Linked DNA regions of Homo sapiens: region 2 is linked to region 1. A link is a contact called in ENCODE Hi-C data. All regions are on one chromosome and are shown on one strand. The core of a region is the stretch at or near the end of the contact, and the rest is flanking DNA. Distances in the headings are between cores, read along the strand shown.

The links. A loop is a pair of places that touch in the nucleus more often than their neighbours do. Pooled maps may share reads with other maps.
Region 2: a pooled map shows a loop between it and region 1 (6-fold over the local background). The contact joins the promoter of SYCE2 here to the promoter of ZNF564 in region 1. A Hi-C loop is called at or near these places in 4 of 50 pooled maps.

Annotation. Positions count from the first base shown.
Region 1 is chr19:12,547,464-12,554,673 of GRCh38, reverse strand. ZNF564 (zinc finger protein 564) reads left to right here and starts at 3,192. Exons shown (of 4, transcript NM_144976.4): 1 at 3,192-3,344. The coding sequence starts at 3,342. LINC02926 (long intergenic non-protein coding RNA 2926) reads right to left here and starts at 2,948. Exons shown (of 2, transcript NR_187485.1): 1 at 1,805-2,948; 2 at 1,030-1,299. RefSeq lists enhancers at 1,140-1,639, 1,640-2,141, 2,925-3,219, 3,285-3,394, 4,053-4,555 and a silencer at 3,625-3,704.
Region 2 is chr19:12,916,473-12,923,682 of GRCh38, reverse strand. SYCE2 (synaptonemal complex central element protein 2) reads left to right here and starts at 4,390. Exons shown (of 6, transcript NM_001105578.2): 1 at 4,390-4,440; 2 at 5,346-5,461. The coding sequence starts at 4,426. MIR5695 (microRNA 5695) reads right to left here and starts at 3,363; the gene lies at 3,279-3,363. FARSA (phenylalanyl-tRNA synthetase subunit alpha) reads left to right here. Exons shown (of 13, transcript NM_004461.3): 13 at 797-1,204. The coding sequence ends at 935. RefSeq lists an enhancer at 4,571-4,710.

The sequences.
Region 1 (7,210 bases), core at 1,943-4,442:
TGTGACGCCACACCTAAAACAGTTTTAAAGAAAGGAGACAAAAAATTATTAGGCTGGGCACAGTGGCTCTTGCCTGTAATCCCATCACTTTGGGAGGCGGAGGCGGGTGGATCTCTTGATGTCAGGAGCTCAGGACCAGTCTGGCCAATATGGTGAAACCCCATCTCTACTAAAAATACAAAAATTAGCCAGGCTTAGTGGCACACACTTGTAATCCCAGCTACTCAGGAGGCTGGGGCAGGAGAATCGCTTGAACCCTAGGAGTCGGAAGTTGCAGTGAGCAACTTGAGATCTCGCCACTGCACTCCAGCCTGGCGACAGAGCAAGACTCCGTCTCAAAATAATAATAATAATACATAAAAAGAAAAATATTTTTTTCTGAGACGGAGTCTCACTCTGTCGGCCAGGCTGCAGTGCAGTAGTGATCTCGGCTCACTGCAACCTCTGCCTCCTGGGTTCAAGTGATTCTCCTGGCTCAGCCTCCCAAGTAGCTGGGACTACAAGTAGCTGGGACTACAGGCACGCGCCACCACGCCCAGCTAATTTTTGTATTTTTAGTAGAGACGGGGGTTTCACCATGTTGGCCAGGAGGGTCTCGATCTCTTGACCTCATGATCCGCCCACCTCAGCCTCCTGAAGTGCTGGGATTATAGGCATGAGCCACCGCGTCCGGCCTTTTTATTTATTTTTCATAGAGATGGGGTCTCGACATCTTTCCCAGGCTGGTCTTGAATTCCTGGGCTCGAGCAATCCTCCCTCCGCAGCCTCCCAAAGTGCTGGGATTACAGGCGTGAACCACTGCATCCAACCCCTGTCCAGATAATTTTTGGCTTCTGTGTAGCATTCCTTTCCCCAGCGTACAGGACAGGACACTCTTTGGAGTGAGAGTCTTATGACCCACGATCACATTAGAGTTCTGCAGTGGACAGGTGAATGGGGGGCAGGAGAAGGTCAGAGAGAGAGAGTTTCTGTTTACTGTAACAAGGACTATGGGAGTTATGAGTCAGGAAGCATGGATGGAAACCAATGTATAAATCATAATAGCATAGCTGATATCTTTGTTTTCTCAAAGGAATCATTACTTGCCAGTTTTAAAATCCATATAAAGTATTTTAGAATTTTTTGTCTTCCAGCTTATACATAACCACAGAAGGAAAGCAGGAACTCTGCTAGTTTCTTAAAAACAAACAAACAGCAAAGGGGATTGAAGGTCTTTTTTCTTACCTAAGTGGATCAGTGTTGGTGAGAAGCAAGTGAATAAACTGCAGTGGGCAGGAGAGCCTGAGACCAGTCTGGAGCCTGCAAAGAGAGGGAAAGGGTGCTTCTTGGGCAGCCTGCCCGCCCTTGCAGGTGGCCTCCAGCTGCTCAGGAGTGCAGATTCTTTTTTTAATTTTAATTTTATTTTTTACTTTTATTATTTTTTTGAGGCAGAGTCTCACTGTTTTGGCACCCAGGCTGGAGTGCAGTGGCGCAGTCTGGGCTTACTGCAACCTCTGCCTCCCGGGTTCAAGCGGTTCTCCTGCCTCAGCCTCCCGAGTGGCTGGGATTACAGGCACGCGCCACCACGCCCGGCTAATTTTTGTATTTTTACTATAGACGAGGTTTCACCATTTGGCCAGGCTGGTCTCGAACTCCTGACCTCAGGTGATCCGCCCGCCTGGGCCTCTCAAAGTGCTGGCGTGAGCCACCGCGCCTGGCCAGGAATGTGGATTCTGAGAAGCTGCAGAGCTGTGAAAAGCAGGAGACCCATGTGCAGATGTGGTTGGGTTGGGGGTGGAGGGTTCTGTCTTTTCTGAGGTTGTACCTTTGGCGCCTGGGGCCATTTCCTGGACAGTGTTTTGGTTTTAGCATTCATGGGGTCGCTGAGTCAGGCTGTAATTTGTATACATGAAGAAAATCTGTGAGGGTCAGACTCAGTGAAAAACTTGTTTGCATTGTCCCCTGGAGAAAAGGTTTGGGAACATGACAATTTATTTAGGTCACGACTTTACATTGACTCCGGGTGAGAGTTTCCTGCTGGTACAAATGAAGGTTTTGAAGGAAAGAGTGTTTCCACACTGTGAGGAGAGGACTGGAGGGCACCTTGAGCTCCCAAAGTTGAATTCTTAAGTGTCCCTGTCTCATCACCAGGTTCTGATCCACACTGGGGTTCCATTTCAGCAGTTAGAGTCTGGGTCCCAAGCTTGGGATTATTTTATTTTATATTTCATTTCTTCATTTCATTATTTCATTTCATTTCATATTTCATTTTTTAGTCTCGCTCTGTCGCCCAGGCTGGAGTGCAATGGCGCTATCTCGGCTCACTGCAACTTCCCCCTCCCAGGTTCAAGCGATTCTCGTACCTCAGCTTCCCGAGTTGCTGGGATTACAGGCACCTGCCACCACGCCTGGCTAATTTTTGTATTTTTAGTAGAGATGGGGTTTCACCATGTTGGTTAGGCTGGTCTTGAACTCCTGACCTTAAGCAATTTTCTCACCTTGGCCTTCCAAAGTTCTGGGATTACAGGCGTGAGCCACCGCGCCCGGCGCTTGGGAATATTTTTAACGTTATGATTGTGGGTTTTCCTTGTGAACTGCGGGTGAAGCAGGCTGCTTGTCTGAGCTAGTTCAAATGTTTGCTTACTTCTCTTGGTTTCTTTATAGATGATCGCTGTCATAAAAACTCCAGTTTTTCCTATACATTTAATACTTTTATTTCTTTGTCCGTTTTAATTTTCTTGCCTGAAAGAAGCAAGCCCTCCTCCCTCCTGTTACACTGTGGTCTGGCCTGGCCTGGGCGCGCCTCCTACTCCGAGGCCAGGGGATGGCTCCACTGGACGCCGAGTCTGTCATTCCCTGTGCACACTTGTGACTCTGTGTCCGGGAGGAAAAGGCAGGAAGGGCACCCTGAGTGCAGAAACACGCCAGTGTCACCTCTGCAGAGCCTGAAACACTTTCTGCTTAAATGCAAATATCCTCCCCGGCACAGAAGGTTACAGAAGGAGGAAGCCCGGCCCGCGAAGGGCAGTGGCCAAGACCCTGTCAATCTGTCTTTACTCAGCCACATACCGCATTGCTTCTCCTGTCACTCAGTACCAAGGGGGCAGGACTTGAATCATCACCCAATCAGGGGCACTGGGGCGGGAACCTGCAAACCATCCAATCAGGAACTCTGCAAGGGGGACAGGGGCAATGTTCAACAACTCCGCGGGGTCTTCCTGTTTCGTGTCCGCTGCGTTTGGGTTCCGGTCTCCGCTTCTCCAGTGGCCCCGGTGGCTCCACCGCAGCGTCTGGCGCGCTGGGACCTGCACAGGCCGGAGAGAGCCGTAGGCAGGACCCCGGGACACCCTGGAAGCCAGGAAATGGTGCGTGTGCGGGGCCGGGCGCCTGGAGACTGGGGGAGGGGCTTGTGGGAACCGGCCGGAACCGGCTGTGGAAGCACCCTGGCCTCCCTGCAGCGACTCCAGGGTCTGGGACCCGAGTTCCCTGGCGCAGCTCGGCCCTCTGTCCCCTCGGCCGCAGGGTGGGTTGGGCCGTAGCCAGTACCCCAGGCGTCCTGTCCCGTCCCTGCGCGGCGACTGCGGCCTCGGCCTCGGAGCCCTGTCTGGGCAGCTCCGCGCCCGCAGCCCCGCCTCTCTCCAGATTGTTTGTACTGGGACACGGGAGGGTCATAAGGCGGAATCCCGTCTCGGGTGTGCGGTTCGTGCATGGGAAGAGCTGTGGGCTGTGGCCTTCCCAGTACATCGTCTTTTTTTCCGGGGGACTGGTCTTCCTCCGAGTCTTCCAAACGTACTGGAAAAAGAATCTCAAACCTACGACTCCCGTTTTTTTTAGCCTAGCTTTTTCTGGGGCTGGAAATAAATGCCTAAATTTCCGGTTCCTTCCCCGCATTCCCAAAGGTGACCTCCCCTCGCCAAATCAACATTATCAGCTGTTTTTTGTTTGACATTTAAGACACAGTATTTTAGTTGTTTATAGTTTCTTTCACCATACTCTTTTGAAAGGATTTGTTTTCTGTTTGTTGTTTTTTTTTTCTTTTCAGACAGAGTTTCGCTCTGTCGCCCAGGCTGGAGTGCAGTGGGAAGATCTCAGCTCACTGCAACCTTCGCCTTCCGGGTTCAAGCAATTCTCCTGCCTCAGCCTCCTGAGTAACTGGGATTACAGGCATGCGCCGCCACGACCGGCTACTTTTTGTATTTTTGGTAGAAACTGGGTTTCTCCATGTTGGCCAGGTTGGTCTCAAACTCCAGACCTCAGGTGATCCGCTCACCTCCGCCTCCCAAAATGCTGGTATTACAGACGTGAGCCACCGCGCCCGGCCTCTTGTTTGTGTACTTGTAACCTGAGAGGGAAACGGAGAATAAGAACCTGACACTCTACGGTAAAATTTTTTTTTTTTTTTGAGACAGAGTTTCGCTCTTATTGCCCAGGCTGGAGTGCAATGGCGCGATCTCAGCTCACTGCAACCTCCACCTCCTGGGTTCAAGCGATTCTCCTGCCTCAGCCTCCCGTGTAACTGGGATTACAGGCATGCGCCACCATGCCCGGCTAATTTTGTATTTTTAGTAGAGACAGGGTTTCTCCATGTTGGCCAGGCTGGTCTCGAACTCCCGACCTCAGGTGATCCGCCTGCCTCGGCCTCCCAAAGTGCTGGGATTACAGGCGTGAGCCACCGCGCCCGGCCGTGGTAAAAAAATTTTTGTGCTTCCCCTCCTTTTATCTTTCCTAAGCCCCGACGCCTAATCAGAATGTCTTTGGGTGGAGTTTCCCCTTTGGAAACTTTACAAGGTGATGTGGCCCTCTATCTTTTCCTGGTCCTGATTTTCAGAACTGCCTGGGCCTGACCCAGGATACCCACAGCTGCCACTTCTCTTGGAGGATCTAGTGATTATCAACCCCTGGGTCACTCCTCCCAGAGGACAGCTTAAGGTGTAGGGGTGGGGCCTCTCACGGGAGCAGCTGTATGCCCTGAGGTGGGAGGAGTCTCCCGGTATCCCCTTCCTCTGAAAAGTTTACCCTTTGGGACGCTCAGCTTTTCTTCCTCAACCCCAGTTTCCGTTCCTTAGGGACACATTGATGGTTACCCAATCTTAGGCTGTTACTGAGAGGAAAAGACACAAATGATTCCTGACCTCTGGATTGTTTTTAGTCTAGTGAAGGGAGGAAAACTATCTCAAAGGAGAAGGAAAACCTGCCCCATTGAAATGGTGCGAGAACCTGAAAGTTAAAATGCGCTTGGGGCAGAGTGAGCAGGGCACAATTCACTGTCTTCAGGGAGGTTGGTCACTGAGCACTCAGTGAGCCAGGGTGGGGCTGGGAGATGTCCTAGGGGATAGGGTGACCTCACCTGACATTGGAATCAGATAAATGTCTGTATTCCAGGTCAGCATTGCCTCTCCCTGGGTTTGTAAACCCTTGAAAAGGTTTATTTGCTTATTTGATCCTGTTTTTCATTAAATGTAGAATGTATTTTATCAGTAGTGCTTGAAAGACAAGATAAAGTGTTTGCAAAGGGAGGGTCACAAAGGGGAGAAAGAGGCAGAAAGTAGATTTGAGGGAAAACAATTATCTAGTCTTACATTCAATTTGTTAAAAAATCTTATTTGTGTAGTTTCCTCTCCGCAACATGTATGGTAGGTTTCTCAGGTCTATTTTCTTCTTTTGGGTGATTTCAGATCAATCCCAGAACTTAGCCTTGAGAATGCTACTGCGGATAAGAATCTCAGATAAGTAGGGAAATTCAGTCTTCCATTATGGCTACAGAGAAACGAATACATTTCCACATTAATTGGTGAAATACAGAGATTCTCTAAAATATCTTCTCCTTTGCAGGGTAGAGATTTTGTCGTAATGGATAACTGTTCTGTATCCTTTCATCTGGACTTTGGTGATTAATGCTAAATCCTATCAGATGGGACTTTGAAATATTAAATATTAGTGAATTAAATATTAGTAAAGAAGTTGTCATGGAAGTAACAATAATGTGAGGTCTCTATTGTCTGAAAGGGATAGATAAATGTGCTTTTCATGTTTAAGCTATAGAATACAAATGTCTTGCCAGCCGCGATGGCTGACGCCTGTTATCCCAGCACCAAGGCAGGTGGATCACGAGGTCAGGAGATCGCGACCATCCTGGCTAACATGGTGAAACCCCGTCTCTACTAAAAAATACAAAAAATTGGCCGGGCACGGTGGCTCACGCCTTTAATCCCAGCACTTTGGGAGGCCAAGGTGTGCGGATCACAAGGTCAGGAGATGGAAACCATCCTGGCTAACACAGTGAAACCCGGTCTCTACTAAAAATACAAAAATTAGCCGGGTGTGGCGGTGTGTGCCTGTAGTCCCAGCTGCTGGGTGGCTGAGGCAGGAGAATGACGTGAACCCGGGAGGCGGAGGTTGCAGTGAGCCGGGATCGTGCCACTGGACTCCAGCCTGGGCGACAGAGCTAGACTCCGTCTCAAAAAAAAAAAAAAAAAGAATACAAATGTCTTACAGTTTCCTTTCCTCCTATATACATAAATGGTAAGTTTGAGTGATTTTGCTGGATTCTTCAAACACAGGATATTTTCTTACTTAAAAATAAGTGAAACTGGGCGTGGTGGCTCATGCCTGTAATCCCAGCCCTTTGGGAGGCTGAGGTGGGTGGATCACCTGAGGTGAGTTTGAGACCAGCCTGACCAACATGGAGAAACCCTGTTTCTACTAAAAATACAAAATTAGCCGGGCATGGTGGCGCATGCCTGTAATCCCAGCTACTCGGGAGGCTGAGGCAGGAGAATTGCTTGAACCCAGCAGGCGGAAGTTGCGGTGAGCCGAGATCGTGCCACTGCACTCCAGCCTGAGCAACAAGAGTGAAACTCAGTCTCAAAAAAAAAAAAAAAAAGTAAGTGAATATAGTCTTGTCTAAGGAAGCAGAGGTCTGAGGCCAAGTGTGCCTCAGAGTGACTCCCAACTAAGAGCCTGCAAAGGGAGGTCATTGAAGTCCCAGTTGGTTCTTCCTGGGTAGAACTTGGCAGGCATCCCAGCCTTATCACTCCAACCAGGGGAGGGGTCCTTTATACTGAGAGAAGCTACAGACCACTGGGAAGCTGGGGATGCACACATAGGCATAGTTGGGAGGGTGATACCCTGTCTGAGGTTGTAATAGTTAATTGTTCAGATAATAACAGTAAACCATGGGCTCCCATGATTTGAGAGAGTTGTTTCTAGACATCCTCAAATACAAGAAATC
Region 2 (7,210 bases), core at 3,141-5,640, 370 kb before region 1:
CATGGCGAAACCTCATCTCTACTAAAAATATAAAAATTAGCCTGGCGTGGTAGCAGGTGCCTGTAATCCCAGCTACTTAGGAGGCTGAGGCAGGAGAATCGTTTGAACCCAGGAGGCAGAGGTTGCAGTGAGCCAAGATCATGCCACTGCACTCTATTCTAGTCTAGACAACAGAGTGTGACTCTGTCTCCCGTCTCTACTAAAACTACAAAAATTAGCCAGGCACTGTTGCGTGCGTCTGTAGTCCTAGTCCTAGGTACTCAGGAGGCTGAGGTATGAGAATCACTTGAACCTGGGAGGCGGAGGTTGCAGTGAGCTGAGATTACGCCACTGCACTCCACCCTAGGTTACAGAGTGAGACTCTGTTTCAAAAAAACAAATGCACTCAGCAAAAGAAGACAGAAGTGTGTACCAGGGCAGTAAGTGGTATAGGGAGGGCTAAGGCAACTACGTGGTCAGTGAAGGCATCATGGAGGAAGAAGTGCCACCTAAGCAAAATCTAGAGGTAGATAAAGAGGTAAACCATGAGAGTATCTGGGGAAGGGTGTCCCAGGTAGTGGTCACAGTCAGTTCAAAGGCCCAGAGGTGGGAATGTGCTTTTTGTATTAGGAGAAGAGTGAGGAGGCTGGTGTGGCTGAAGGCGGAGGGTGAGAGGTGATAGAGCAGTTGGCGCAGGGCCCTGTGGGTCATGGGGAGAACTTGAACTTTTCCTCTGAAGAAGATGGGAGCCATGGAAATCTGAGCAGAAGGGTGCACGTGCTGACCTCATGATAAACTCTGTTCCCTCCCCCACAAGCCCAACGATGATCAAATATGGCATCAACAATATCCGGGAGCTGGTGGGCCACAAGGTGAACCTGCAGATGGTGTATGACAGTCCCCTGTGCCGCCTGGATGCCGAGCCGAGGCCCCCTCCCACACAGGAGGCTGCGTGACATGGGCCACTCTAGGACAGGTCATCCTCCCCGAGTCCCTGCTGCTGCGCTCCTTTGCATCCCTGGCCAGTGACCTTGTATTTATGAGGCCTCTGTGAGGCCAGCCCCCACCTTCCTCTTTCCCACCTGTCCCAGGACCAGAATCCCAGGGACAGAGGACTGGGTAGCAGGTTCCTTCTGTTGTCCTGTGTGGTGTGTCTACTGTGAGGGTGGGCCCTGAGGAGACCTGTGGGCCACCTATTGTCTAATAAAGTGGGCAGTTGCCCCCATCTGGTGGCTTTCCTTAGGGGTGAGGGGTCTTGTTGGGTCCCCCTAGCTCAGTGTGCCACTTGATGGTCAAAATTCTGGGTACTGGGCTGGGCGAGGTGGCCCGCGTCTGTAATCGCAGCACTTTGGGAGGCTGAGGCGGGCGGGTCACGAGGCCAGGCGATCGAGACCATCCTGGCTAACAGGGTGAAACCCCGTCTCTACTAAAAATACAAAAAAAAAAAAAAAAAGTATGGGTACTGAGCCAGGCACAGTGGCTCACTTCTGTAATCCCAGAACTTTTGGGAGGCCAAGGTGGGTGGGTCACTTGAGGTCAGGAATTCAGGAGCAGCCTGGCCAACGTGGTGAAACCCCATCTCTACTAAAAATAAAAAAATTAGGGCTGGGTGCGGTGGCTCATGCCTGTAATCCCAGCACTTTGGGAGGCTGAGGCGTGTGGATCATGAGGTCAAGAGATTGAGACCATCCTGGCCAACATGGTGAAACCCTGTCTACTAAAAATACAAAAAATTAGCCGGGCGTGGTGGCGGGTGCCTGTAGTCCCAGCTACTCAGGAGGCTGAGGCAGGAGAATGGTGTGAACCTGGGAGGCGGAGCTTGCAGTGAGCGGAGATCGCACCACTGCACTCCAGCCTGGGCAATAGAGCAAGACTCCGTCTCAAAAAAAAAAAAAAAAAAATTAGGCTGGGCGTGGTGGCTCACGCCTGTAATTCCAACACTTTGGGAAGCTGAGGCAGGCAGATCACTTGAGGTCAGGAGTTCGAGAGCAGCCTGGCCAACGTGGTGAAAACCCGTCTCTACTAAAAATACAAAAAAAAAGCTGGGCGTGGTGGTGAGCACCTGTAGTCCCAGCTACCCGGGAGGCTGAGGCACGAGAATCGTTTGAACCAGGAGGTGGAGGTTGCAGTGAGCCAAGATTGTGCCACTGCACTACAGCCTGGGTGACAGAAGAAGACTCTGTTCCAAAAAAAAAAACAAAAAACAAAAATTAGCAGGCATGATGGCAGGCACCTGTAGTCCCAGCTATCTGGGAGGCTGAGGTGGGAGAATCACTTGAACCCAGGAGGTGGAGGTTGTAGGGAGCTGAGATCACACCACTGCACTCCAGTCTGGGCCACAGAGTGAGACCTGTCCCCCAAAAACAGAAAACAAAAATTAGCTCAGCATAGTGGCTCATGCCTGTAATCCCAGGTACTCCAGAGACTGAGGTTGATCACTTGAGCCTGGGAGGTCGAGGCTGCAATGAGCCGTGATTACACCACTGCACTCCAGCCTGGGCAACAGAGTGAGACCCTGTCGTTAAATACATATTTATGTGTCTAAATAAACACAAGTACCCTGGAATCTTGCCATTTCCATCAAATCTGAACTTTGGCTGTGTAGGGGTGAAGAGAAAGCTTCCTTATTGCCCTCTGAAGTTTCACTAAAAATTACTGAGAAAAGGCAGATTAATAAGAGAAAAGGAATACGAATGTATTTGATCATAGTGTTACCTGACAAGCCTTCAGAATGAAGATCCAGAGATACAGGGGAAACTGTGTTTTTGTTTTGTTTTGTTTTGAGACGGAGTCTGGCTCTGTTCCCTGGGCTGGAGTGTAGGGGCGATCTTGGCTCACAGCAGCCTCAGCTTCCCAAGCAGCTGGGATTACAGGTGCCCGCCACCATGCCTGATTAATGAAAAGTGTCTTATGCTTAGGTTCAGCAAAGTTTGAACACCCAGGTAGAAATTTGATTGGACAAAAAGGGTTTGTCGTGGTTCATACTTGTAATCCTGACACTTTGGGAGGCTGAGGCGGGTGGATCACTTGAGGCCAGGAGTTTGAGACCAGCCTGAGCAACATGGAAAAACCCCATCTCTACTAAAAATACAAAAATTAGCTGGGCATGGTGCATCTGTAATCCCAGCTACTTGGTTGGCTGAGAATCGCTTGAACCTGGGAGGCCAAGGTTGCAGCGAGTTGAGATCTTGCCACTGCACTCCAGTGTTGCCTGGACAACAGAGCAAGACAAAAAAAAAAAAAAAAAAAAAAAGCCGGGGGGGTCGTCTAATACTAATAGGCTGAGTGGGGAAACCCAGCAAGGCCTATCTGTCTAGATTCTTCTTGGAGTCTCAGGAATGCATGCTCAGAGAGGCCAAGAAGAATCTAGATAGATAGGCCTTGTGTGGGGCAGAAACTTCTTTGAAACGGGGGTCTTATGACCTACAGTCAATAGGGTAGATCAGATAATTTCTTCTTTTTTTGAGACAGCACTTTGGGAGACCAAGACGGGAGGACGGCTTGAGCCCAGGAGTTGGGGATCAGCCTGGGCTCAGCACAGTGAGATCTCATTTCTACAGGAAAAAAAAATATAATTATGTGTGTGTGTGTGTGTGTGTGTGTGTGTATATATACATACAATCTTTTTTTTTTTTTTGAGACGGAGCTTTACTCTGTCACCCCGGCTGGAGTGCAGTGGCATGATCTCAGCTCACTGCAACCTCTGCGTCCTGGGTTTAAGCAATTCTCCTGCCCCAGCCTCCCGAGTAGCTGGGACTATAGGCGCCCGCCACCACGCCCGGCTATTTTTTGTATTTTTAGTAGAGACAGTTTCACCATGTTGGCTAGGCTGGTCTCGAACTCATGACCTCAGGTGATCCACCCGCCTCGGCCTCCCAAAGTGCTGGGATTACAGGCGTGAGCCACCGCGCCCGGCCAGAAAAATATTTTTAAATTAGAAGGGCCTGGTGAATGACACTGCTACTCAGGAGGCCGAGGCAGGAGGATCGCTTGAACCTGGGAGGTCGAGGCTACAGTGAGCTGTGATCGCACCACTGCACTCCAGCCTGGGCGACAGACCAAGATCTTGTCTCAAAAAAAAAAAAAAATTGTTATGGAGTATATTTTCCAAGGCAGAGTGGATGAAGTTAGAAGCACCGAATAAATACAGGACTCTGAGATCCGTATAACCTGGGCGCCCCGTGGAACCCAGGAGCCTCACAGGGGCACACAAGCGCACCCAGAGCGCGCCGTCCTGCTCCCAAGGGGCGCCGACTGCGCGCGCAGCCCGCGGACCGCGAAACTGCTGCTTAACGGTCGGCCCCGCCCAGTTGGCCGCGCAAGTTCTCAAAGAGGGCGGGGCCGGGAGCACGCGTCACAACACACTCGTCCGCGGGAGCGCAGCTGGCCAGGGGCGGGGTCGGCGCATGCGCAGAGGGTGCGAGCTTGAAGGCGGGAAAATACGGAATGGAGCGACAGGGAGTACGCGGCGCTTGTTTCCTTCTCGCGCGTGGGGCGGGCGGACAGATAGGCAGGGAACGGCTGCGATCCCAGCCATCTCCAGCGGACCCGAGCCCGGCCGCTTGTCCTTTGCCATTGGGGCTCCCTCTCATCAGGCCTGGCCTCAAATTTCCTGACTGACTGAACCCGGCCCTGACTGACGCACTGACGGGTCTGATTTCCACACATGGCGCGTGGCCGGAACGGAGTAGAGAAAGGCACAAACACCCACGCACCGCACCCGTTTCTTTCATTTCTTTTTTTTTTTTTTTTTGAGACGAAGTATCACTCTGTCGCCCAGTCTGGAGTGCAGTGGCGTGATCTCGGCTCACTGCAACCTCTGCCTCCCGGGTTCAAGTGATTCTCCTTCCTCAGCCTCCCGAGTAGCTGGGATTACAGGCACGCACCACCACGTCAGCTAATTTTTGTATTTTTAGTAGAGACGGGGTTTCACCATATTGCTCAGGCTGTTCTCGCACTCCTGACCTCGTGATCCGCCCGCCTCCGCCTCCCAAAGTGCTGGGATTACAGGCGTGAGCCACCGCGCCCGGCCTCATCTCTTTTCTCCTACCTCTTCTCCTTTCTCGAAGGACTCCAGCCAACACACATACCAGTTAGGAGCCCAGGTCCTCCAGTTACATTCCCACAGCCCTGCCCTCACCCGGCCCCTCTAGGTCTGGTGTCCTGGTGTCCCCTAGGGACAGAGTGTCCTTTCACCCCATGCCCCTGCCCTCATGGCACCTGCCCCAGCCCTGCCCGTCTTTCCTGCGGGTCCCCACCGTCCCGCAGCAGCACATCGAGGTGACCAGGGTTGAAGGGTCGGCAGGAGGGCGATCTGTTCACTCCTCATCCTCCCTCCTTGGCCTCCGTCCTGACTGTGCTTGCAGGTGGACGTGCCCCATGTGAAATGCAAAGACCAGGAACCGCAGCCCTTGGGGGAGAGCAAGGAGCATCCGCGGTGGGAAGAGAACTGCGAGGAGGAAGCTGGTGGAGGGCCAGCTAGGTGAGGAAGATCCCAGCCCTATGGGTCTACACAGGCCCCTGGGTCCCTCTCATTCACCCTTTTCTTCCACAAGGCTATGCCAGTGTCTGCTGCTTTTTTTTTCCCTCCTAACACAGCGTCTTGCTTTGTCACCACGCAGTGGCATGATCACGGCTCACTGCAACCTCCACCTCCCAGACTCAAGTGATCCTCCCACCTCAGCCTCCGAAATGGCTGGGACTAGAGGCGGGCCAGAATGTCGGGCCAATTTATTAAAAAATATTGGCCAGGTGCAGTGGTTCACACCTGTAATCCCAACACTTTGGGAGGCCAAGGCGGGTGGATCACCTAAGGTCGGGAGTTTGAGACCAGCCTGACAAACATGGAGAAACCCCGTCTCTACTAAAAATACAAAATTAGCTGGGCATAGTGGCACATGCCTGTAATCCCAGCTACTCAGGAGGCTGAGGCAGGAGAATCGCTTGAACCCAGGAGGTGGAGGTTGCAGTGAGCTGAGATGGCGCCATTGCACTCCAGCCTGGGCAAAAAGACCGAAACGCTGTCTCAAAAAAAAAAAAAAAAAGCCAGGAATGGTGGCTTATGCCTGTAATCCTAGCACTTTGGGAGGCCGAGGGGGGTGGATCAAAAGGTCAAGAGATGGAGACCATCCTGGCTAACATGATGAAACCCCGTCTCTACTAAAAATACAGAAGTTAGCTGGGTGTTGTGGTGCACGCCTGTAGTCCCAGCTACTCGGGAGGCTAAGGCAGGAGAATCGCTTGAACCCCAGAGGCAGAGGTTGTAGTGAGCCGAGATCATGCCACTGCATGCCAGCCTGGTGACAGAGTGAGACTCCGTCTCAAAAAAAAGAAAAAAGAAAAATTTAGTAGGCCGGGCACGGTGGCTTACGCCTGTAATCCCAGCACTTTGGGAGGCCAAGGCAGGCAGATCATGAGGTCAGGAGTTTGAGACTAGCCTGGCCAATATGGTGAAACCCTGTGTCTACAAAAATTAGCCAGGCATGGTGACAGACACTTGTAATCCCAGCTACTCAGAAGGCTGAGGCAGGAGAATTGCTTTAACCTGGGAGGCAGAGATTGCAGTAAGCCAAGATTGTGCCATTGCATTCCAGCCTTGGTGACAGAGCAAGACTCTGTCTCAAAAAAAAAAAAAAAAAGTATATATATAGTAGAGGCTGGGCGCAGTGGCTCACGCCTGTAATCCCAGCACTTTGGGAGGCTGGCGCTGGCAGATAACTTGAGGTCAGGATTTCGAGACCAGCCTGGCCCACATGGTGAAACTCCGTCTCTACTAAAAACACAAAAATCAGCCAGGCGTGGTGGTGCATGCATGTAGTCCTGGCTATTCAGGAGGCCAAGGCAGGAGGATCCCTTGAGCCCAGGAGTTTGAGACCAGCCTGGGCAACAGAGGGAGACATATCTCTCTGAAAAAAAAGAAAGAAAGAAAGAAAGAAATGAGCGTGGTGTGGTGCGGTTGCACACACCTGTGGCCCTAGCTACTTGGAAGGCTGAGGTGGGAGGACCACTTGAGCCTGGGAGGTCGAGGCTGCAGTGAGACGTGATTGCTTCACTGCACTGGAAGAGCAAGACCCTGTCTCAAAAATAAATAAGTGAATAATGTGATTTCAACTGGTGGCAAGTAAGTGGAATGAAGAAACAAAATATAGTAAGGAGCAAGTAGAGTGACAGGGACCTTAGAGCAGTTGGAGAACTCTGAAGAGGTCACATGAGAAGAGGCCAGCCAGGAGGC